Linked DNA regions of Mus musculus: all the other regions are linked to region 3. The links are chromatin loops, found by intact Hi-C in ENCODE. Cell type or tissue: heart. All regions are shown on one strand. Region 1 holds the start of Tex37 (testis expressed 37). Region 2 overlaps Eif2ak3 (eukaryotic translation initiation factor 2 alpha kinase 3). Region 3 holds the start of Gm30331 (a long non-coding RNA gene).

The links. Hi-C counts contacts between places; a loop is a spot of excess contacts. Peaks named below come from ENCODE experiments on the same cell type or tissue, not always from the same donor. Only the 100,000 strongest peaks of a DNase experiment are listed, where the experiment ranks them.
Region 1: a loop joins it to region 3, with 5 times the contacts of the local background. A loop is called at or near these places in 9 of 42 quality-filtered maps.
Region 2: it touches region 3 in a loop (8-fold over the local background); 37 of 42 quality-filtered maps call a loop at or near these places.

What each region holds. Positions count from the first base shown.
Region 1 is chr6:70,917,976-70,925,975 of GRCm38, forward strand. Tex37 (testis expressed 37) reads right to left here and starts at 947. Exons shown (of 4, transcript NM_028825.3): 1 at 869-947. In heart, a CTCF peak has its summit at 4,031 (motif pointing left); no DNase peak of the experiment used is centred here; H3K4me3 peaks cover 575 bases; H3K27me3 peaks cover 1,509 bases.
Region 2 is chr6:70,877,326-70,885,325 of GRCm38, forward strand. It overlaps Eif2ak3 (eukaryotic translation initiation factor 2 alpha kinase 3), which reads left to right. Exons shown (of 17, transcript NM_010121.3): 4 at 1,510-1,643; 5 at 4,159-4,393; 6 at 4,940-5,102; 7 at 6,270-6,410; 8 at 7,445-7,567; 9 at 7,836-8,000. Among named protein-coding and RNA genes, the nearest start is that of Gm23346, 26 kb to the left of the region's middle. In heart, CTCF peaks have their summits at 3,802 (motif pointing left) and 4,035; a DNase peak (open chromatin) is centred at 3,816.
Region 3 is chr6:70,807,356-70,815,355 of GRCm38, forward strand. Gm30331 (a long non-coding RNA gene) reads right to left here and starts at 7,436. Exons shown (of 5, transcript XR_869164.2): 1 at 7,155-7,436; 2 at 2,015-2,210; 3 at 1,755-1,881; 4 at 1,446-1,628; 5 at 1-405. In heart, a CTCF peak has its summit at 4,681 (motif pointing right); DNase peaks (open chromatin) are centred at 4,686 and 5,396; H3K27ac peaks cover 1,224 bases.

The DNA.
Region 1 (8,000 bases), 110 kb after region 3:
CAACCAAGGGGCAGAAGCCATGACTTTACAGCATCCACCAATCCTTGTGGTGTAAATCCCCAGCACGGCCATTTCAAGCTTGCTGATGCTGAACTGCAGAGATGTGATACAGTGGGATCTCAGCCAGTGGGAATCAGGGCTCACACTGTCTAGAGGAGGCAGGCCCAGATCTGGAGCTCCAACAGTTCAGAACAGGATGTCCAAGATAAAGAACGTTGAGTCACATTCTCAAATAAGGATAAACATGAAGAGCCAATCCTGTCTCTCATGATCAACCCTGAAATCTTCAAGGAAACCATGTTGTGGGTATCTCTGTCTGTCTGTCTGTCCGTCTGTCTCTCTCCCCTACCCTCCTTTCCTCTCTGATAGGTTTTCATACAGCCCAGGCTGGCCTCAAAGCTGCTAAGTAGCTGAGAATTACCTCAAACTTCTGATTTTCCTATCTCAACCTCCTGAATGCTAAGATTAGAAACGTGTACCACACAGCTTCAGTCTCAGCCCATATGAGGCAGAGGCAAGTGGATCTCTGCGAGTTCAATGCTGGCCTGGTCTACATAGTGAGTTCTAGGCTAGCCAGGGCTACATAGAGAGACCTTGTCTCAAAGACAAAAACAAACGTAACCAAAATGTAAGTGTGCACCACCATGTCTGGGCTATGCTGAGCTAGGAATTGAATTCAGAGCCTCATATACTAGGCAAGCACCCCACCAACTAAGCTACATCCCCAGCAATCGCTCCCTCATTTCATTCCCAGGACTACTCTGTCCATGCTGGTCAGCTGGCTGTGGTACCGGCCAGACCTCAACTGATATCCCATGTTTCCTCTTTTCTGAATACAGACAGGATTTCACTTTAGTTCCAAACCTACCTTTTCCTTTGGCAAGACACGATGTTCTTGCCCTTTCAACCCCAGGTGCCCCAGCTGTATGGAGAGTCCTGTTGGCACTGCCTTGATGACTTATCACCCCCTGAGACCAGCCCTGACCTACACAATTGAAACTGCTTTGTTCATCTTGTCTGGTCATTGTGATGTTGGTAGCTAGTCAGCTCTCCTCATGTCAGTTGCCCTATCCCTGTCTTACCCCTCCGGGAGTCTCAGGACATCTGGACCAACTGGATCAGAATAAACCTGGCTGACTGTATGACACCAGAGGGGAGATGCTTTCAAGACTCTACACATCAAGCTTTTGCCAGGAGGGGCATTTGGTTGATGACGTCAGATTAGGTTTAACCAAACCCATGCCCTGGCAGGTTTCCATCATCTTAGAACCTGGCTCAACCTATTTGTCAAAAGCTTTTTCTCTTTTACTTGTACTAACAAAGCTATTTAAAAACAAACAAACAAACAAACAAAAAACCCAAAGCAGAAAATAGCAAGTGTTGTTGAGAATCTCATACACCGTTGGTGATAGTATCTTCAAAGGTAAGCACAGGGGCACACAAGATGCTTGCCCCTAAATGGTACTACCTGTGTTTGAACCTGGGATTTACATGGTGGAACAGAGAGCCAGTTCTTGAAAGTTGCCCTCTGACCTCCACATGAAAATACAGATATAAATAATTGTTTTGAAAACACATGGAAAAGAGCGATGTGGTCTGGAAAATTCACTTATAGTCCTATAGTATGAGGAATTAAAAGCAGAGACGCAGAGGTACTGGGTGCTACTGTGCATAGCAGCAGAATTCACGGTGCCTAATTGGCCAGTAGTTGCTGAAGGGGGTCACCCAAATGGTTCAAGCATACAGAATGAAAGGCGTGTCACTCAGTGCCACAAAGGAACAAAGTTCTGAGCCGTGCTACAGAGGGAATGAAACTTGAAAACATGCTGAGCTCAAAAACTAGTCACAAAAAGACAAGCGCGATTGCCAAATGCAGAGGCAGAGTGAGAAATGATTGGTTTTTATTTGGCACTTAGGAGAGCAGCCTGCACGAGAATCTGGGTGTTGTTCATGAAGCCTGGGCAGGTTCCTTCATTCCAGAGTCCTTCACTGGGGACTGAAACCCTGTGTTCGTCAGTCTTTCTTACCACAGACAACAGCACAAATGATCACACTCTACTAAATTTAGCAATGCAATACAGCACGCCCCTTGTGTACACGTGGTATATATTTGTGTGCGTGCACGAGCATGCTTATATGCATGTGGAAGCCAGAGGTCAGCACCACTCCCCACCATAGCTTTGGAGACAGGATCTCTCACTGGGTGTAATCTGGGTAGGCTAGTTAGCCAGTGAGCTGGAGGGTTCTGCCCCTCTGCATCCACAGCATTGAGAGCACAGATGTGTTCCACCGTGCCCAGTGGGGGATCTGAACTCAGGCCCTCATGCTAGTGTGGTAAACACTGTATCCCCTAACTGAGCTTCCCCAGCCCCCTCGGTTTTTTTTTTTCAAGTTTTTGAACAAGGTTTCTCTTGGTAGCCTTGGCTGTCATGGAACTCACTCTGTAGACCAGGCTGGTCTCCAACTCACAGAAATCCACCTGCCCCTGCCTCCCAAGTTCTGGGATTAAAGGGGTGTAGTACTACTGCCCAGGGTTATATGCCTCTCAAGAACAAAAGTATGAAACATGTTTTTTCCCATAATGCTTATTATCATATACTTTACTGACATGCAAATGTGTGTTTTCTACATTCGCATTTGCAAGGGATGAAAAAATACTCCAGGAAGCAAATTTTGTCTTGTTCATTTTGTATCGCTTTCCCTGCATTGTGCAAGCTGATCCTCACTTCAAGGGTCTTCCCATCTCAGCTTCCAGAAACTCCATCCTGGGTGTGTACGTGTGGTGCATTGTGTAGGGTAGGGTAAGACATATGAAGTAAAAATGTAGTAACCAAAAGGACTGTAGAAACGTGGTTGTGCTAAATTAAACAACACTTAAAAGGTTGAAAACATAATGGAAACTTAAAAGGCTGAAGAGTGAGTGACCTTTGTGGACAGGCTCCAATAACCCAGATAGCAGGAGCAACCAAGGATCTCAAGAACACCATTTGTTCTTCAGTCTCGTCCCTTCCCCTTCCCCCCAGGGACAATAGTCACCTCCAAATTGAGAAAACACTTGCCCAAGCACACTCACAGATTTGGCTGTGACAAGCAAAAGAAGTTCTCTGCGTTTAGCTACTTGACTCCCGACTCTAGTCAGTTGTAGGAGCTGCAGAATGCCCCCAACGCTTTTCTTAGTGTGAATCCCACTTCAACCCCTGTACCTCAGAGGGAGAGTCGGGTTCCCAAATTTCTGTTTATGCAAATTCAGCCTGTTAATATCATTAGGTCAGGAGGAAATTCTTCCAACTCAGGAGCCCTAGTTCCTCGAGGCTTCTATTAAAGGGATTACAATCCACTTCCTCCCTAGAAGGGCTAATGCGCCACGGGAAGCCTCCAGGCCAGAGATTAAAGCATTTATGCCTTTAATTAGGAGCAGCCTTTCCCCGAGCGCCCGAAACACAAACAACCAGGCCACATTACAAAGCACAATGCCCTCTCCTAGATCCTGGAGGGCGTGGCACCAAACAGGCATTTCCCAAAGTAGGGCCTTGTCCCCAGGCTCTCCGCACAAATTAAGCCCCCTTCACTTCAAGAACAAACAACCAGGTAAGGCAGATGCAGGGCCCAGCGGGGCCAGAGGAAGAGGTCTGGTTAAGATCCAGGTGGGATTGCCATGTCTCTAGGATGCGCTATCTAGTGAGGATGCTGCACTCTCTCACAGCAGGGGATCGTTAGCTTTCAAGGAGACTGCTGTGGAAATGACAGAGCATCTGTGCCCATGCGATGCTGTTGCACAAGGAGCACACAGGCTCTGTCCTTTCCCAGTCCTGATGCAGCCCTTGAGGGTCCCCGAAGGTCTGGGTTTCTCCAGGAGCAGCCGAGGGGCCTGTGTTTCAGTTGCCTGGGATTCATGATTATTGGCCTGCTATCTGCCTTCTCCTTTCTTTGTCGCCAACCCTAGAGTAATCTACACTGAAGCCACTTCTCTAGCAGCTCAGGATTCTTAGGACTGAAACGGGAAACCGCGTCGTTAATGTCGCCCCCTGCTGTTCATATAGGAGAAAGCAGCGGTCCAGAGTTTTTCCAGGTGCTTGGACAACGCAAGGCAGGTGGGGGCTCATTGTGTAGGAAAAAAATACTGTCAAGAGTCCCTGCAATTATTAAAGAGGCCTAAGAACTTGAGGCCTCTCACTTCGTTGCTCAGTAAAATATCTAGCAGGTACATCCCAAAGGAGCCCTGAACTGCTGAGCAACACACCCTAGATACAGTTCCCCTTTTACGTGGACAGAACTATGACAAAAGTGTCATCTATAAGTTAGGCACCGTGCATTGTTAGAGACATCACAATTAAATAGAAATATGAGAATAATTGACTATAATAAAGTTTATTTAAGGCTCACAAACGGAGCCAAGCGTGGCTAGTACATGCCTTTTATCCCTGGCATTGAAGAGGCACACAGAGAGAAGCAGGTCTCTGTGACATAGTGAGTTCCAGGACACCCAGGGCTATGTAGAGAGACTCTGTCTCGATAGATAGATAGATAGATAGATAGATAGATAGATAGATAGATAGATAGATAGATAGATAGATAGACAGATAGACAGATAGATAGAGATACAGACAGACAGATAGGTAGATAGCATGATAGCGCAGCCAGTTAAGGCCAAGACACCTCACTAGCCTCAAAACTCTGTCATGGGAACTTTCTTCCACACAGTCCAGGAGGGTGACACTGGCCTTTTGTCCTAGCACAAAAAGAGGAGGTGGAAGCAGGAGGAATTTAAGTTCATCTTTAGTTATATAGTGAGTTGGAAACCACCTTGGTCTATGTGAGACACTGTGGCAAAACAGATAAACAAAAACTCAAAGAGATCTGACAGCCTTCTCTCTTTTTGCTCTGTGTGGACCCTTAAGTGGATTGGACGGTGCTACCCCCACTGGGAAGTAACGTGGTCTCAGTATAGTCAGAAATGCTACTCTATCTGATACACGTTCAGAGACAACCTCCCAAATGATGTATTACCAGCTAGCTGGGCGTCATCCCTCAGCCTCGTTAGATGGGATTTACCACACATGGCTAGCTCAGGGTCACTCGGCAACTACAGTTGAGCTACGTTATTTTCTTCCTGAGAATAACCTCACGGAATATGTGTATCAGAACCACACCTGGTTAGGTAGGCCTACTAGAGGCTGAGGTAGGAGGAGCATAGGTTCAAGGACAGTTTGGGCCACATAATGAGGACAAGTCTGTCTTAAAAGAAAAAGCAAAGATAACAAGAAAAGAGTGCTGGGGTTATAATTCAGTGGTAGAGCTTAGCGTGCATGAGGCCTTCAATTCAATATTCAGTATTGAGAAGTAATAAAGCTACTCCATCTCTAGTATGCTTCAACATACTGAAAACATGATCATTAATTTTTTTTTTTTTTTTTTTTTTTTTTTTTTGCTCTGGCTGTCCTGGAATTCACTTTGTAGACCAGGCTGGCCTCGAACTCAGAAATCCGCCTGCCTCTGACTCCCAAGTGCTGGGATTAAAGGCGTGTACCACCACCGCCCAGTTGATCCTTAATTTTTTTTAAAGATTAATTTATTTTATTTTATGTGCATGAGTATTTGCCTGCATGCTTATATATGTGCACCATGTGCATGCCTAGTGCCATGGATTCCCTGCAGCTGGAGTTACAGATAGCTGTGAGTTGCCACATGGATGCTGGGAATTGAACCCGGATCCTCTAGAGGAGCAGTCGGTGCTCTTAACCACTGGGCCATTTCTAAAGCCCTCGAGCATTATAAGTTTTTAAAGATGCATTTATTTTATTTTATGTGTATGAGCATCTTGCCTGCATGTACATATGTGTATTGCATTGTGTGCCTGGTACCTGAAGAGTCCAGAAGAGGGTGTGAGGTTCCCCTTTAACTGGTGTTAAAGATGGTTTTGAGCCACTAAGTGGGGTGCTGTGACTCAAGCCTGGGTCCTTTGCAAGTGTAACAAACACTCTAACCACTGAGCCATCTCCCTAGCCCAACACGGACATTGTTTAAGAAAAACACACAAGCGAACCAACTATCTTCCTAGTCTACTATCGGAGACCGCTGTGTCTTTAGGTTTAACTTATTTCTCCTGCCTAACAGTCACGTTATTAAGCTATCCAGTTACAGGGCCAGTGAGATCTCTGGCCAAGGCTTGCTGCCACGCCTGACAACCGGAGTTTGATACTCAGAACTCCTATGATAGGAGAACTGACTTGTGAAAGTTGTTCTCTGACCACACATGTGAATGAATACTCATCAACACACACACATACACACACACACACACACACACACACACACACACACATCAATATATGAAACAATATACTACTTAATAAAATAAAAATTTTAAACTTATCCAATCATAGAAGCTAGGCATGGCAGTGCATGCTTGCAACACCAGCACTTGGGAGGTAGAGGCAGGAGGATCAGGAGTTCAATGACATTCTCATCTATAAAGTGAGTTCCAGGTCAACCTGAGCTATATGAAATTTATTATTTTTTTTAAAAAGGATCCAATCCGAGTTACACCTGCTTCCTGATGTATAGTTTCCTGTACTGAAATGAATTGAAATGAAGAATTGCATGTTGCTTCTTCATGCAATATTATTAGGTGTCTTAACTGGCATAACCTTTGAAGGTGATTGGCTATATCTGCTCAAAAGGCCAAGGCTCTAGTCTTTCATCTAGCACTTGCCTCTCTATATGTCGTCTAACAGCAACAATTGATCCCCTATGCAAAGAGAGGCGTGATATGGTTCATTATGACTCAAAATCACAAAAATCTGTATGTACCTAAATCTACTTTTACAGAAACTAACACTAATTTAGATGCATGCAAATTATAAAACATTAGTGATATTTAAAGAAAATAAAATAATTCATCAGAAGGATTGCTATGGAAAGATGCCCAGGACCATGAGAAGAAGAAAAAAACATTTCGTGAAGATAGTAAAATATAATTTTGATATCTTTGAGGATAAATAGATAAGGTCTTCCTGCCTAAAATCTTGGAAACAAGGGCTGGAGAGATGGCTCAGTGGTTAAGAGAATTGACTGCTCTTCTGGAGGTCATGAGTTTAAATCCTAGCAATATATGGTGGCTCACAACCATCCATAATGAGAAACAATAAACAAACAAAAACCAGACAAATAAATAAGAAAAATAAAAAGCTTGGAAACGAAATGGAAATGACAGCTGTCAGCATCTCTACCCCATAATAAGCGTAGGATTGTGTCCTGAGGGTGGTCAGTAAGGTCCCATTGCTACTCCTGATGGCAGAGATAATGGAAAGGAGTTGATGCCACAAAGAGCTGAAAGCACACTGCTTCTGAGAGATCTATTTCGCCCAACCATCACTGCAGCATATTATCTGAGCTTATTTTGCCTCCTGGTTCCTCTGTCAACTTTCCTAAATTCTTTCAAATGCTTTTTGGGCCATGTGTCCAGGGTCAGTGCTGGGTCAGGCCATTTAGATGTTGAAAGGGTAAGGTGGTCAGTAAGTCACACCTTCATTCTCTGCGTGCTCGACCTGGCTGCCGATGTGTAATCTCAAGAGAGCATCTCCCTTTATGCCATCACATTGGAATAAGGTAGAGAGAAGAGCACCTTCCCTGGGAGTGGTGTTGACAGACCAGCAAGTCACTTTAGGGTCAGCCGGCCTGCTCGCACCTCAGAACATAGAGCAGGCAAGGGGAGGCTGAGGAAAAGTCACAGAAATGTTGGCAGTGAGGATCTTAGCATGTGGCCAGTACTCCTCAAGTGGTGACGATGAATAGAGACTGCCTTGCCCCATCCCAGATTCTCCAAACCAAAATTTGATGGGGAAGGCAGGGGAGAAGCACGAATATTAATTTTTTTTTCCCAGAGAAAGAGGTTTTGTGTGTAGCCCTGTACTGGAATTCCTCCTGCAGGCCAGGCTGGCCTCAAACTTAAGAGATATGTCTGCCTCTGTCTCCTAAGTGCTGAGATTGAAGGCATGCAT
Region 2 (8,000 bases), 70 kb after region 3:
TAGTAATAATCCTGATGATAGGAATAATTGGTGCTTGTCTATCTGGTTTGGCTATAAAATTGCCCAAGGAGAGAGTGCCGCTCACTAAACAGTAAGGAAATGGAGACCTTTAAGGGATTCAGAAACTCCAAGTCAGATTTGCCTCAGATCAGGCTGATGGTAAAGTCATTGATGGCCTAGATTCTCTCCAGCAAGACTCCGGGATACAGTCCAGAGTCTTAGTCCCTGGATGTATAGACGTTTTCTGTATAGATTTACACTATGAAAGGGAAGGCTGGGGGCTGGAGAGATGGCTCAGCGGTTAAGAGCATTGACTGCTCTTCCAGAGGTCCTGAGTTCAAGTCCCAGCAACCACATGGTGGCTCACAACCATCTGTAATGGGATCTGATGCTCTCTTCTGGGGTAGACAGCTACAATGTACTCACATACATAAAATAAATAAATCTTTTAAAAAAATATTTAAAAGAAAAAGAAAGGGAAGGCTGGGAGCAGGACTTCTTAACCTGAAGGTTCCTAGTTCAGTGGCCCTCTTCCAGGAGCCAGGCTCTCCGCAGCCTGGGGATTAAGGATTCCATGCTATCCAGGATGGCCATTGGTGCTTTGTTTTGTTTGAAATTGAGCTGTCAGCCTCCCTTTATGTTAGTATTCTCCTCTGTAAAACAGCAGGGCTGACCAGTCCCGCGGTTCTCTGCCTGGATGTTCTGCTACGAGAAGTCTGGGATCCCAGCATGTTTCTGTCTTTTCTGAGGATTTCAGTTTGGATCCAACTAAGGAGGCTCTGTTTTTCTTCAGTCAAAAGACATTAGGGCTCAGAGTTTTAAAGCTGGATACGTAACGCTAGGTGGGGATTGTGAGGCTGAGTGTTCTTTCGCCTCATCGGAGCTTTAGTAATGCCGTGTCTGCAGAGATACAATTGGCTATTCATTTCTTCTTTGGAATTCCCCATGGAATTCCCCAAAATAGGGCTCAAATTATATAAGTCCTTAAAATCATCCATTCCCTGAAATAAACATTGTTGGAACTTTCATGGTTCTAAGTAACTCATTTTCCGGTTTAGGAATCTAAAGATGCCCATAACTTAGGTATTTCTTTAATTTCATTTTACTTTTTTAAAAATTGTGAGCCCAGCATGGTGTGTGCCTTTAATCCCAGCACTAGAGACAGAGACAGGCAAATCTCTTGAGTTTGAGGCCAGCCTGATCTACAAAGGGAGTTTCAAGACAGCCAGGGCAACACAGAGAAACCCTGTCTCAAGAAAAAAAACAAATTATAGAGATCGTGTGCTGGACATACTGGCACACATTTCAATCCTAGCACCTGGGAGGCAGAGGCAGGTGGATCTCTTTGAGTTCAAGACCAGCTTTAACTACAAAAGTAAGTTCCATGCCAGCCAGGGCTACATAGAGACAGGGTGTGGGTGGGTGGGGTGTCTGCCTGCCTGCCTGTCTATGCCTATCTGTCTGCTGTCTTTCTTGCTTCTTTGACTTATTTTATGTCTGTCTTTTCAGCTGAGGTATATCTGTTCTGCCTTGGGATGTCGCCGATGGGATAGTGATGAAATGGAAGAAGAGGAAGACATCTTGCTTCTGCAGCGTACGCAGAAGACTGTGCGAGCTGTCGGGCCTCGAAGCGGCAGTGAGAAGTGGGTATCCGAACATCAGGAATGGCGTTATTTAGAAATTCCAAAAGCTGGTCATGCGGTGCACACCTTTAGTCCCAACAGAGGCAGGTGGATAAAAAGGGGGATGTGACTCCATTAAACCTAGGATTTCTTAAAGACTTTCCTTTGTACAGATTCTGTGAATCCAAAGCACAATGTACTTTTTTTTTTTGGTTTTTCGAGACAGGGTTTCTCTGTGTAGCCCTGGCTGTCCTGGAACTCACTTTGTAGACCAGGCTGGCCTCGAACTCAGAAATCCGCCTGCCTCTGCCTCCCAAGTGCTGGGATTAAAGGCGTGGGCCACTACCGCCCGGCTACAATGTACTTTTAAGAGAAATGAATGCCTATGTTAATCTCAAAGATGTGAGGAGAAAGCCCACAGACCCAAATCATCATGGCTGCATTAGTTACAGCTAGCTTTTTTAAAATTCATATACACATTCTGTCTACCCATAAAGGCAGGGCTCAAGAGATCAACATCGGGCACGAGGGAGACAAGGTTTTTATAGTTCTGGAGTAGGGGTTTCCACAAATGGGGAGTTTGACAGGCAAAATTGGCAGGGTTATAGGAACAGGATTTAAACATAACAAGTTAGTCATAATGACCTGAAACAAAGACCTGATTGCAAGGAGGTGGTCCTTGCTAAGAGTAGGGTTGCAAGATGGTTATAACAACTTTTGAAACAAAGACAAGATTGCCATTCCTGGAACTGGGAGAACAAAACCATTAGTAATTAAGGTTACAGGTAGGGCATAGCCCAATTCTTGCAAAGCAGAGATTTAATCATAAATAGGAATGAACCTAGTTAGTCTTTACTATAAGATGGTTTTCAAGCCTAAAATGGGCCAAACAGCATCACATCGTGTGCTGCAAGGTGTGGTAACCAGGAGTCCCATGGAGTGAATGTATTTTTAGCTTAGTCCTTGGTCAGTGACATTTGGCCTAGTAACATGACTGATAGAAGTTACTTAATGGCAGGACACTTGAGTGTCTAGTGGATGCCTTGGTCGTTTGTCTCACTAGCCCTATTTTATTTTATTTACCTTTTCATTTTTGCAGTGCTGAGGATCAAGCCCAGCTCTCCCCACGCGCTAGGCAATGTTCCATCACTGATCTGCCGTCCCAGCTCCCAGCTTCAGAGTAGTCACTTACTCTGCTATCTTTAAAAGTACCAGCCATTCATTTGACCTAACAAATAATGAGCCCCTTATGTAATTTACCACTTAATATATGATTCAGCTGTTAGATACGCTGGTCCTCTGTCATGTCCAGACTTTCTCAGCTTGATATACTAAGCTCTGAGTCACCTGTGTAGTTAAAAAAAAAATCACTTTAGATCCCATCTTGATATTTTGAAACTGAACCACTTAGAAACTTTTGTCATCTGATGAAATAGAATTGAGGCATCTGTCCTGAAATTTGCTTTCAAACCCAATTAAGAAAGTATTTCCTTTTTTCTGTTTTTGCTGGCCTGTGAATAGAGATTTGTATTTGCCTGCCAGAGTTTATCCTACTGGGATTGTTAAATCTGAGAGCTCTGTGGGAGCACAGGTGCAGTTTAGTAGATTTGTGAGTTACCAGAATCCAAAGAGCAAGCGTGGGCCTCTAATTCTATTGAGAGAGAGAGAGAGAGAGAGAGATCTAATCTCCATATTCCTTAAACATAAATATAGATGTATATATATCAACATTTCCAAATTCATAGCTAGACCATTTTATAATCTTAGTGACTGTCATTATAGTTAATTATGTGTGTGCATTTCCTGCTCCCTGACTATAGAGAAAACATTGCTGGATAAGACAGACATCTAGGACAGAGGGAATCATCTGTCATATCTTGGTCAATAGAGAACAAAAATGGGTTTTGCTTAGGTGATTGAAGAAGTTCCATTGGAATCTAAAAGTAATGTATACAGCTTGCCTTTTACACTGGTTTGTTGGGGTGTACTTTGCTGCACTTGAATGACATGTGCTCAGGTAATTAAGAAATTAAGGCCGGCTGCAAGTCACCTCATTTTAATGTGATTTTGTTGTGTTTTATGAAGTACATGTTAATTTTTGATAGAACGTCTGGCCTTAGGTGTTTACTGTCTACGGCCTCAGAATAGCTGCTTGCAAAGGATCAGCCACGGCTCTCTGAGGCCCTCTTGTGGTGTAAATCAGCATTGCATTCCATTTCAAAAAGTTAAGATGAGCTGGGCGTGGTGGTGCACTCCTTTAATCCCAGCACTTGGGAGGCAGAGGCAGGTGGATTTCTGAGTTCAAGGCCAGCCTGGTCTACAAAGTGAGTTCCAGGACAGCCAGGACTACACAGAGAAACCCTGTCTCAAAAAAAACAAAAAACAAACAAACAAAAAAAGCTATGATGATGTCTTCTCACAAAAGTGTTCTATTTTCTTCTTCAGTCTAAAAGCAGTACTGTATTATTTGCGTGCTGTATTATTTGGTCCCTTCATTTAAACGTAAGATTCTAAAACACACCTTTATAAATTTAAGGTGGAATTTCAGTGTTGGCCACTTTGAACTTCGGTATATTCCAGACATGGAAACTAGAGCCGGATTCATTGAAAGCACCTTTAAACCGGGTGGAAACAAAGAAGACTCTAAAATTATTTCAGATGTGGAAGAACAAGAAGCCACCATGCTGGACACAGTGATAAAAGTTTCCGTTGCTGATTGGAAGGTCATGGCGTTTAGTAGGAAGGGAGGCCGCCTGGAATGGGAGTACCAGGTATCCGAGACCACAGACTCAGTAGCTCTGTCCCCAGGTTTTGTTTGACCATACACATTACTAGAGGGAGGTAATGCCATTTTGGAATCTCAGGTATTTTTCTCTGCTTTAAAACTGTGACTTTAAGAGACATTTTGTGGAGCTGGCAAGATGGTTTAGTCAGTGAGTATTTGCTGTGCAAGCCTGAGGACCTGCGTTCAGATCCCCATCACAACATGAAAAGCGAGGCCTGAGGTTCCAGGTCTGTTCCCAGCCCAGGGAAGGCATAGAAAGGCAGGTCCATGCTGGTCGGCCCCGTCTGACCAGTGGATTCCTGTAATCCTGTAATTCCTGTAAGAGAACCTGAATCAAAAATTAAGATGGAGAAGCTAGAGAGATAAATGGCTCAGTGGCTAAGAGGAGCTGCAGCTCTTGCAGAGAACACAGACACTCACAGAAAGGAGGGAGAGGGAGGGAAGGGGAAGGAGGGAGGGAGAGAGAAGGCATTTACAAGCGGAAATCTGTAAATTCCGCTTTCGTTGCTGACTGCTTCTCTCCTCTGTCTAGTTTTGTACTCCCATCGCGTCCGCCTGGCTGGTGAGGGATGGCAAGGTCATCCCCATCAGCCTGTTTGATGATACAAGTTACACAGCCAGCGAAGAAGCCTTGGGAGACGAAGAAGACATTGTAGAGGCTGCTCGGGGAGCCACAGAGAACAGCGTGTACTTAGGTGGGTAGCGTTAGCCAGGAAAGGCCCACTGACGCCCAGCGTGCTTCACTGGCGGCCCTTTCTACTTAGTTTCCGAGTACTTTCTTTGCCTTACTTTCCCTTAACGTCTGTGCCTTGATTTGTATTCCTGCGGTTTTTCCGCTTGTCCAGTTCTGCAACCTGATTAGTTTACTGTGTTCTTTTCATCTGAGACACAAGTTAGAAAGGCTCAGAAATGCCCTCATTCTGTGGAGCCGTGGTTCTCAGCCTTCCTAATGCTGTGACCCCCGGTTCCTCATGTGGCGATCCCGAACTATAAATTTGTTGTTGTTGCTACTTCATAATGGTAATTTTGCTACTGATATAAATTGTAATGTAAATATCTGTGTTTTCTGATCGTTGTGGCAACCCCTATGGAAGGATTGTTGGACCCCCAGGGTTGAGACCCTCAGGTTGAGAAGCACTACTCTAGAGACTGAAAACCTCGTCACATCTGTGCTGTTTGCTTTCTTCCTGCAAGCCACAGTTTGTTTATTTCATGGCATCTTTACAGCTAAACTGAAAAAAAACAAAGCTCTCCTGTGATTCTGTACTACTGAGCATATCACATAAATACATTTTGAAATGTTTGTATCTGTTTAGGTTAGCTTGGGTTATTGAGACAAAATTATATAAACTACATGCCACCCATACTTCAACCCAGTCTCCATGAAATGCCATGATCTGAAGGAACGAATGTCTTTGACAACATGAACAAGTCAAATATATCACTAAATAATCAAGTCATGGAAATAAAGAGCGCCCTCCTTTTCGTAAAATAAAGTAAAACATGAGCATGACTTGTAGCATTGGCCACACTGTTATCACGGCCCTGGCATTAGAGTTGTTTAGATAAACTTCCTTTACAGGCTGTTGGAAGCACAGAAAGTCTTATTTTTTGATGTTTTGGTGGAAATGGTTTTGTGTTACTGAAAAGGTGCTATTATTCAGTTCGGGGAACATTGTAGAGGCTTTATATATATATATGTTTTTCGGTTTTGTTGAGTCAAATGTAAATGCTTTGAGCATCTTCCCTGGAAAGAGCTATGTAGCAAAGGAATAACATTTGTCTAAGTGCATTAAATCAGAGCAAACTTTTAAGAACTCCATCATGTGACTGACATGTTTTTGACCATGTGGTTGACCCAGGGATGTACAGAGGCCAGCTGTACCTGCAGTCGTCCGTCAGGGTCTCAGAAAAGTTCCCTACAAGCCCAAAGGCCTTGGAGTCTGTAAATGGCGAAAATGCAATTATTCCTCTGCCGACGATCAAATGGAAGCCCTTAATCCGTAAGTCACTTAGAGACTTTACAAATACTACTGAAGTGCCTACTAGGTAAGTCAGGTGTGGTAGCGTGGGCCTGCAACTTCCTAGCACTTGAATGTGGAAGCAGGAGGTTCATCGACATAGTGAGTTTGAAGTCAGTCTGGGTGACAGGAGACCCTATCTCGAAACAAAAAACAAACAAACAAACAAACCCAGCACCTTTATTCCAAGCACCTGGGAGGCTGAAACAGTGGGATCTCTGTTAGTTCATGGTCAGCCTAGTCTGCACAATGAGTTCCAGCCAACCAGGGCACAGTAAGACCACATCTCCAAGACCAACTAGCAAGCAAAGCATTTAAAACAGAATAAGCCAGGCCATGGTGGTGCAGAGGCAGGCAGATCTCTGAGTTCGAGGCCAGCCTGGTCTACAGAGCATGTTCCAGGACAGCCAGGGCTATACAGAGAAACCCTGTCTCTCAAAACACAAAACAAAACAAAACAGAAAAATAAGTGTATGTAGGTAAACAAGTTACCTGGTAATCACATATTTTTGAGACAAATAAACAAATTGAAGTACTGGACCAAATCCTTTAGTTTTCTTTCTATACCTTTTGCGTGTTTTTATTGTAAATGTTATACTTGAAGGGCTTCTTTTAAAATTTTGTTTGAGTTTAATTTTATTTATGTGGGTTAGAGTGATCAAACTCAAGTTTGAAGCTTCGATGTTAGATGCCTTTACCCAGTGACCCAACGTGCTGACCCTTAAGCGATTCTTTGGATGAATGACCCTTTCTGCATCTGTTGTTTTGAGATACGGTCTGACTATGTTACCCATGTTCATCTCCCTACTCCTAAGCTCAAATTGTCTGCTTCACACAGATGTGGGTCATCTTCCTAGTGTAGGACCTGATTGCGTCTCAGTAGCAAGGATGTCTCAGTAGCAAGGCTCTTTGACCTGTGTTCTTGAGCTGAGCTGTGGGCAAATGTCAGCTAAGTGAATGAATGAGCCTATGCCTTTCATTGAAGTCACGTGGTTAATAGTGTACGTTCTCTTTAGATTCTCCTTCTAGGACTCCTGTCTTGGTTGGGTCTGATGAATTTGACAAATGTCTAAGTAATGATAAGTATTCCCACGAAGAATACAGTAATGGTGCACTTTCAATCCTCCAGTATCCATACGGTAAGTGTCATTTGTCTCGTGCAGTTATTTGAAATTAATTAATAGAATTAAGACGAAGTTAAATTGGCTGGGTGGTGGCAGACACACCTTTAATCCTAGCACTCGGGAGGCAGAGGCAGGTGGATCTCAGAGTTTAAGGCCAGCCTGGTCTACAGAGTGAGTTCTGGGAGAGCCAGAGCTACACAGAGAAACCCTGTCTTGGAGTGCGGGGAACAGAACTGTTGCAGTTGTGTTAACAGAGAACCCCTCGTGACGCTTGTTTTCTCAGATAACGGTTACTATCTGCCATACTACAAGAGAGAAAGGAATAAGCGGAGCACGCAGATCACAGTCAGGTTCCTGGACAGCCCCCACTACAGCAAGAACATCCGCAAGAAGGACCCTATCCTCCTGCTGCACTGGTGGAAGGAGATATTCGGGACGATCCTGCTTT
Region 3 (8,000 bases):
TCCATCATGTGACAATAAGCCATAGCCCTTGCCAAACGCCAGACTTATCATAGACGTCCCAACCTCCTGAACAATGAGAAAGAAATGTATGTTGTTCATGTTCTCTGTTCTTGTTAGAGCAGCACAGAGCAGGTTGGGGGATCTGCAGGCCTGGTTTTATGAGCCCTGGCAGAGAGTGGTTTAAAATACACAACTTTAAGGCCTTTAGAGTACAGGACCAGAGCAGGATGACAGCCCCCAGGGAAAAGATGTATTAAGTGTCATTCTCTGTGTGGTAAAGGGCAGATATTGGAGATAGAAGGAAGGAGAGTCTTGAAGCTTTGGTCGGAAGCCAGTCCGGAGGAGGTTTCTTCAGAGGCTTCCCCGCGTCAGCACTCTCTGAGCACCCAGCATCTCTCTGAAAGCCTGTGGAGAAAGCCACACCAATTGAGAGCTTTCTGTTGAGGAAGCCTGAGCGTCTGAGCTTGTTATTGAAAGGAAAGGTCTCAGCTCAGGACCCGCAAGACCAAGCTCAGGGCACAAAGGAGATTTCTTTGTCATGGAGGAACAAAGGGCAGGTGTAGGGGACAAAGACAGAAGCTAGAGGAAGAGGAAGAGGGGGAAGGGAGCAAAGGAGAGGGGAGAAAGGGTGCGGGGTGGAGGGGGGTAAGGGGGGAAGCATTTGTCCAGGGTGGAAATAAGGGACTGGATAGAGAGGAGACAGACATGGCAGTAGGAAAATGGTAATTTATAAAGGTTCAGTGGAAAGCCCCATGTTAGGATAAGGTAGTTAATTTTAATTGGGAGTGTTAATTAGGTGAGCAAAAGGGGGCTTTTGATCGCTGGACTTCAATACTTTATAGCCAGACCCACATAGAAGACCTCAGGAGAAGGAAGTGACCAAATAAGGGAATAGACCTTGGTGGCTAGCTTTAGGTCTGTAATTTAATAGTTTTGTTTTGGTTTAGTTTGGTTTGGTTTGGTTGGTTGGTTTGGTTTGGTTTGGTTTGGTTTGGTTTGGTTTGGTTTGGTTTGGTTTGGTTAGTTGATTGGTTGGTTAGTTTTGTCTTTTTGCAATGCAAAGGGAATGGGGAGAAGGGCAAGGCCTGCAAGAGCTATGCTTGGCCTGCTTGAGCTGGCCAGAGTCCAGTCAGGTCTTCCATTCCCTTGGGTCTCTTGCTCACCTGCCCCAAAGTTAAAAGGGGATGGGCCTACATCTGTGGCTCCTGTCCCTTCATTCTTGCTGGTTCTGGCTTTCCCAGGGTAAGGTGCTCCTTCTAGGGAAGTCTTCAATATGAAAATCCTTCATTTCTAGGTAACAAAACCTGGCTCAAAGTGGCCATAGGGATGGCTTGGTTCCCCAAACCAAATCATTTTCACCTCAGCTTGAATAGATTTCAAAAGACATGCTTTTGCTCAGCATCGACTCTGCCTCTGGGCTAGCTCCAGCTTCAGATGGACTTTACCTCTGTGCCCAGACATCTGCCAGAAGCATCTGCAATGTCTCCCAGTCACCAAGCAAAGGCCTCTGCTTCCCTCTGTCAGCCTGCAGCTCCGAGCCCAGGGTTGAGGTAGTTTCAATACCTTTGTGTCACTGCAACACAACACTGTCATCTGCAAGGCTCACGCTGGGGAATCATGCAACGGAGCTACAGAAACAAACAAACAAAAGTCAGATTTCAGCTAAGGTCACAGTTCTGTGTTGGTCCACATCCGTAGCTGGGGTCGTGCAGGTCGGGCATTGGACACCTACCTAGGTTTCCAACCAGACTTACCCAGAATCTTCAGCGGATGAGAATCATTTCGCATTGGCAGGTTTTCTTTAGTCTGAGACCCAAATCCTTGAGCTAGAGTTACTGCATTCGCTACATTCCTTGTTGTGAGGTAGACCTGACATAAGGGCTGGAGGAAAGGAATGTTGTTTGGACTCACATCCCCTGTCCATCCTCAGAGGCATGGCGGTGGGAGAGGAAGAGCTGGGGGCGGGGGGGGGGGGGTCCTGCCTGTTCACATGGGAGCACCAGGGATTGCTTACACTAGAACCAGAGGCAGATAGAACCTCCAAAGTCCAGTTCCCAGTCATGTACTTCCATCAGTAAATCCCACACCCCAGGGACGTGTGTCCTCTCTAAACAACACCGTGAGCTGGCACCAAGAGTCCGAACATATGAGCCTGTGGCTGACACGTCACATTCCAGTCAGAACAGTCCTCTTCCTTGGGAGCCCATGAACTGCAGGAAGGAAGTGTGGGATAAAATTAGGTAGCCCTCCTTTGCTTTCGTCTCACAGAAATTCTTTTGCTCTTTTTAATCCTTCTCCTGCCCCTTTAAGATCTCTTCTTCCTTTTTCATGGTCCCCGTTCTAGTTGGGGAAGGATTCTTAAGTGGGCGCTAAAAATAATCTGTAAAAGAAAGACTGATAAATTGAACTTCACCAAAATTAAAACTTTTGCTCCATAAAAGACTTTGTACCTTGTTGTGTGAAACTAACTACAGATGTAGAGATAGAGATAGAGATAGAGATAGAGACAGAGACAGAGACAGAGACAGAGACAGAGACAGAGACAGAGATAGAGATAGAGATAGAGATAGAGAGATAGCAATACAGCTGGAGTATAAACCATATGGATCTAAAGGATATGTGATCACTAGGGCTCAATAGTAAAATCAACACAAAAGTCAATTATAAAATGGGGGAACACATGTCTTAGTTTCATGTTGCTATGGCAAATACCTTTCTAATTAAGAGTCTCTTCCCAGGCTAGAGTTTAAGAGCACTGACTCCTCTTCCAGAGGTCCTGAGTTCAATTCCTAGAAACCACATGATGACTCACAACCATCTGAAATGGGATCCTATGCCCTCTCCTGGTGTGTCTGAAGACAGTGACAGTGTACTTACTACATAAAATAAATAAGTCTTTGTTTGGGTTTTTTGTTTTTGTTTTGTTTTGTTTTTTTCAAGGCAGGGTTTCTCTGTATAGCCCTGGCTGTCCTGGAACTCATTTTGTAGACCAGGCTGGTCTTGAACTCAGAAATCCACCTGCCTCTGCCTCCCAAGTGCTGGGATTAAAGGTGTGCACCACCACCGCCAGGCAAATAAGTCTTAAAAAAAAAAAAAAAAAAAAAAAAAAAAAAAAAAAAAAAGAGTCTCTTCCCAGATTGTCTAGGTGGCACATGACTTTAATCCTAGCACTTGGGAGGCAAAAGGAGTCAGATCTCTGTGAGTTTGAGGCCGGCCTGATCTATAGAGAGAGTTCCAAGACAGCCAGGGCTACTTAGAGACCCTGTCTTAAAACAAAACAAAACATTTTCAACTAGAAAGCTGGCTCAGAAGTTAAGAGCATATCTTGCTCTTACAGAAGGCCCAAGTTCAGTTCCAAGAACCCACACTAGGTAGCTCACAATTGCCTATAACTCCAGCTCCAGATGTTCTGATGGCCTCATCTAGTCTCCATGGGCACACACACACACACAAATTAAAATAATTCTTTAAAAACCCCCACCACCAACAACTAACCAGTATAACATAAAAATGGCCTTCCATAGAAGAGGACATAGTGGTGTCAAAAAAGCATGTGAAAATATGGTCAACATTACTAGGCCTTAGGAAATGTATATGAAGACCTCAATGAGAAATTATATCCACACTGTGTGTGTTTAATCTCAGCACTTGGGAAGCAGAGATAGGCAGATGTCTCTCAGTTCAAGGCCAGCCTGGTCTACAAAGCAAGTTTCAGACCAGTCAGGACTACACAGTGAGACTCTACTCTCAATTAAAAGAAAAGAAAAAACAGGAAAAGAAAAGTAAAGAAAAAGAAAGAAAGAAAGAAAGAAAGAAAGAAAGAAAGAAAGAAAGGAAGGAAGGAAAGAAAGAAAACATTATTGCATACCTATTATCCTAGTTACTTTTCTGTTGCTGTGATAAAACACCATGACCAAGTTCTCTGAGGCCCTTTTCTAGTCTCTGTGGACACACATTCTCTCTCTCTCTCTCTCTCTCTCTCTCTCTCTCTCCCCTCCCCCTTCCCTCCCCTCCCCTCCCTCCCTTCCCTCCCCTCCCCTCCCCTCCCTCCCTTCCCTCCCCTCCCCTCCCCTCCCTCCCTTCCTCTCCCTCTCCCTCTTCCTCTGCTTCTCCTCCTCCCTCTCCCTCTCCCCCTCCCCCTCTCCCTCCCTCCCTCCCTTTCTCTCTCTCTCTCTCCCTCTCCCCTTCCTTCCCTCCCTCTCTCTCTTTCCCTCTCCCTCTCCCCCTCCCTCCCTCTCTCCCTTTCCCTCTTCCCCTCCCCCTCCCTCCCTCTCTCTCAAACACACACACACACCAACTTATTAAAAAATTTTTATTTGTGCTTCCAGTTCCAGGGAATCCATGAGTGAAGACGTGGCAGCAAGAACAGGAAGTTGAAGCTTCACTTCCTGTGGTGCCAGCACCAAGCAGGATAATATCTAGAAGCGAGAGCTTGTGAGGGAGACCTTATGTATGGAATGTTTAGTTCATAAGACCATCAGCAGATTTTAGTGTAGGGTCTCTTTCTTTACCTCATCACAACTTCATATGCAAACATTCATAAGTAGCATAAAATATTCTTTGTCAGATTTTTTTCTATTTTAGTTGTAATAAATAGTGCAGAGACTGATAAGTTTTCCAGATATTACAATCTACAATTTAACCAACATGCAAAGTGGGCTTTATCAGCTCGCAATGCTTACCACAGCCACCAGGTGGCAGACCAACCCCTGCTGACTGGCTGATTTGGTCCACAGGAAATGATGACTAGATATTTTTAAATTGTGAGCTTCTTCTGTTTCCCCCGCTGTGAAGACTTTCTGAAGCAATACAGTTTCTTTAAATTTTCTGGCCCAAGGGTTTTGAAAACGATCCAACAGTACATTTATTTAAACTTGGTTCAATGGTCTATCAAATATTTACCAAGTTACCACAATTAGTACCTTACAAGGATTTGGGGCCTGGATTGTATAAAATACCAGCTGTCCAGCACATTTGAGTTGAGTGAGCATAAGGTAGGTGTGTGTGTGTGTGTGTGTGTGTGTGTGTGTGTGTGTGTGTGTGTGTGTGTGTGTACTGCAGGAAGTTTCTACAAACATTCATGATTAAGTCCTTAGCTTTTCCAACTTGGGGAATGCTTTGAAACACACTGTGAACACCCGGAATTCAGTTTGAATTCCAAACTGACTGTTGAACTTCCTTCAAAAATCTTTGGTCACAGAATAACTAGCTTGATGACGTTTTCTTGAAACCTTCTCAGCTTGAATCTAAAAGACTCACGTCTCACAAAACTACAAAATAAGAACAGTTGGTTGGCCACAGTATGGGCTTGGGGTGTGTCTCTCCCAGGCTAAGGACCTGTCAGTGAGAAGCACGGGGGTGGATTTCAGCATGACTTTCTCCTCTCTGGCTGCTAAGCCTGCCCTGTCATGAGAACAAGCCAAGAGGGGCTCTGTGTGCCGCTGTCAGATGACCTAAAGATGCCCTTTGAGTGCTGGGACAATATCCATAGGCAAGTCTGAGTTACCAGAGCCTGAAGAAACACCACTGTGAGAGGGGAGGAGGGACTGCAGCTGATCCTTGAGAGAAAAGGAGAGGAAACACTGTGGGCAAAGAGAGCAGCCAGCAGGAAGGAGACAAATGAAATGTAACCTTCCTCAGAACCAGAAATGCTGGGGGTGGTGGGTAGGGAGGTGGGAGAGGAGACTAACAGGGCAGTGGAGTCTGGCAGGTGGGAGGTGGGACTGACATGTAGGGGGTGAGACAAGACAGGTGTGGGGACACACTTCTTTAATCCCCCCCACACTCAGAAGACAGAGGCAAGCAAACCTCTGAGTTCAAGGACAGCCTGGTCTACACAGTGAGTTCTAAACGGAGAAACCCTGTCTTCACAAAACAAAAACAAAACAACAACAACAACAGAAACCCCACAAAAAAACAACAACAAAACAAAATGAAAAACAAAAAAAGGTGGAGACATGTGGATTTCTGTAGTTCAAGGGCAGCCTGCTGTACAGGTCGAGCCACCGCCATCCAGGACCACACAATAAGGCTACACACTCAGACTTGTTTCCAGCCCTGAAAAGGTCACATTTTAGAGTCGCACAGAGCCTGCGGCATTGCTGGGGAGTCTGGAGAACAGTGTATGAGCTCCTAGAGACACTCAACTTACTTTGCACATCTAGGTTGGATGTAAGGATGCAGGCAGAGATGTGGAAATGAAATTTGGAGGACAATTGGAGAAGAATTGGCCAGTTAGTCCATAAAGACCAGATGTGGGGAAGACGCCTTTAATCCCAGCCCTTGGGAAGCAGAGACCAGCAAAGCTCTGTGAGTCTGAAGCCAGCCTGGTCTCCATAATGAGTTCCTAGACAGCCAGAGCTACATAGTGAGAGCCTGTCTCAAAACAAAAAAATAAACAAAAATAAAAAACAAAACACCCACCCTGTCAGTCTCGCTTTGAGAAATACACAGTTAGCATGTTAAGAGTAGCCACCAACGTTAGGAGAATTCAGCAAAGGCAGAAACCCTGGGCCCAGATGGCTGTCCCCTGCAAGATTCCTCTCAGAAAACTTGGACACGGGAGCATAGGGAGACGGTGAAGAGAGGAGGAAGCTGGGGCTCGTCAAGGTGTGTCAGCAGACAACCTGTAAATCAATAATGGGCACACTGCAAAGACTACACACGTTTCAAGGTAAACACGGCTCTGGGACCCGGGGCCAGCTGCCTCTGTATCAGTATGTTTGCTCTGGCAAGGAACAGAATGGGAACAGACACAGACAACCCGTGACGGTGACTCATGGTTCAGCTACTGACATCACCTGAGAAGGGCAGCAGCTGGGAACAGGGGTGAGCTGCCACCCAAACATCCACGGGAGAACCTAGACCCAGCCTGGGCTAACCACAGCCTCGTTCTCACTTCCTCCTTCAGTGAGGTACAGTCGCATTTCACATACCTGGGTGCTGGGGGCACAGATGTCTAGAAAAACAAACCTGACCTTGGCAGCTCTGGTCAACCTGAGACAAAGCTGACCTGGGAACGTGCCTGCCGTGCAAGCATGGAGACCCGAGCTGGCATTTCCAACAAACACAACGCCTGGATGCAATGGCGCACATGTAGAATCCTAGCACTGGGCACCTGGAGGCAAGTGGATCGCCAGAGCTCAGTCACCCACCAGTCTAGCCAATCAGTGAGCATCAGGTTCCGTGGAAGATTGACTCAAGCTTTCAGTGGAGACCCATAGAGAAGGACACACAGTGTCAACCTCCGGCCTCTACTTGCAGTCCTACAGAAAACCCCAGGACTCCCGCTTTCTGGAGTCACCCATACTGGGGTGGGACTTTTGAGTCAGAGCGGCTCCTGTGAGCAACTCTCAACCCATATTCCTGTGAGCAACTCCAATACATTCATGGGTTCACCGAGTTGGACTTTGATCAGTATTTTGGTCTGTTACTGATTCCCTACATGGAGTGATTAGACATTTGTTTACATCTCCCTGGCAACAGAGTCTCACACAAGAGCTAGTGATGTGCCCATGAAGAAAGGGATGTCAAGACAAACATATTTTTAAAAGTCAGTTGACAAAGATAACCGAAAACCCTTCTCAACCTGGGCTACATGTAGCCCAGAGAGCTCCAGAAAATCCCATAGGATACAAATGCCCAAAAGATCAAGTGCTATGTAACTGACTGTAACATGACATGTAACATAACTGGTGGCCAAGAATTTGGAGTTTATGCCTTTTCTCAGTTCACTAGCCTACTCCCCCTTTCCAGCAGTGGATTAGGAAAAAAATCTTAATAAATTCTCCCGCTGTTTACTAATAATGATGCATCCCAAAGCCGGGCGTGGTGGCACATGCCTTTAATCCCAGCACTCCGGAGGCAGAGGCAGGCGGATTTCTGAGTTCCACCCCAGCCTGGTCTACAGAGTGAGTTCCAGGACAGCCAGAGCTATACAGAGAAACCCTGTCTCGAAAAAACAAATAATAATAATGATGGTGATGATGATGCATCCCTGG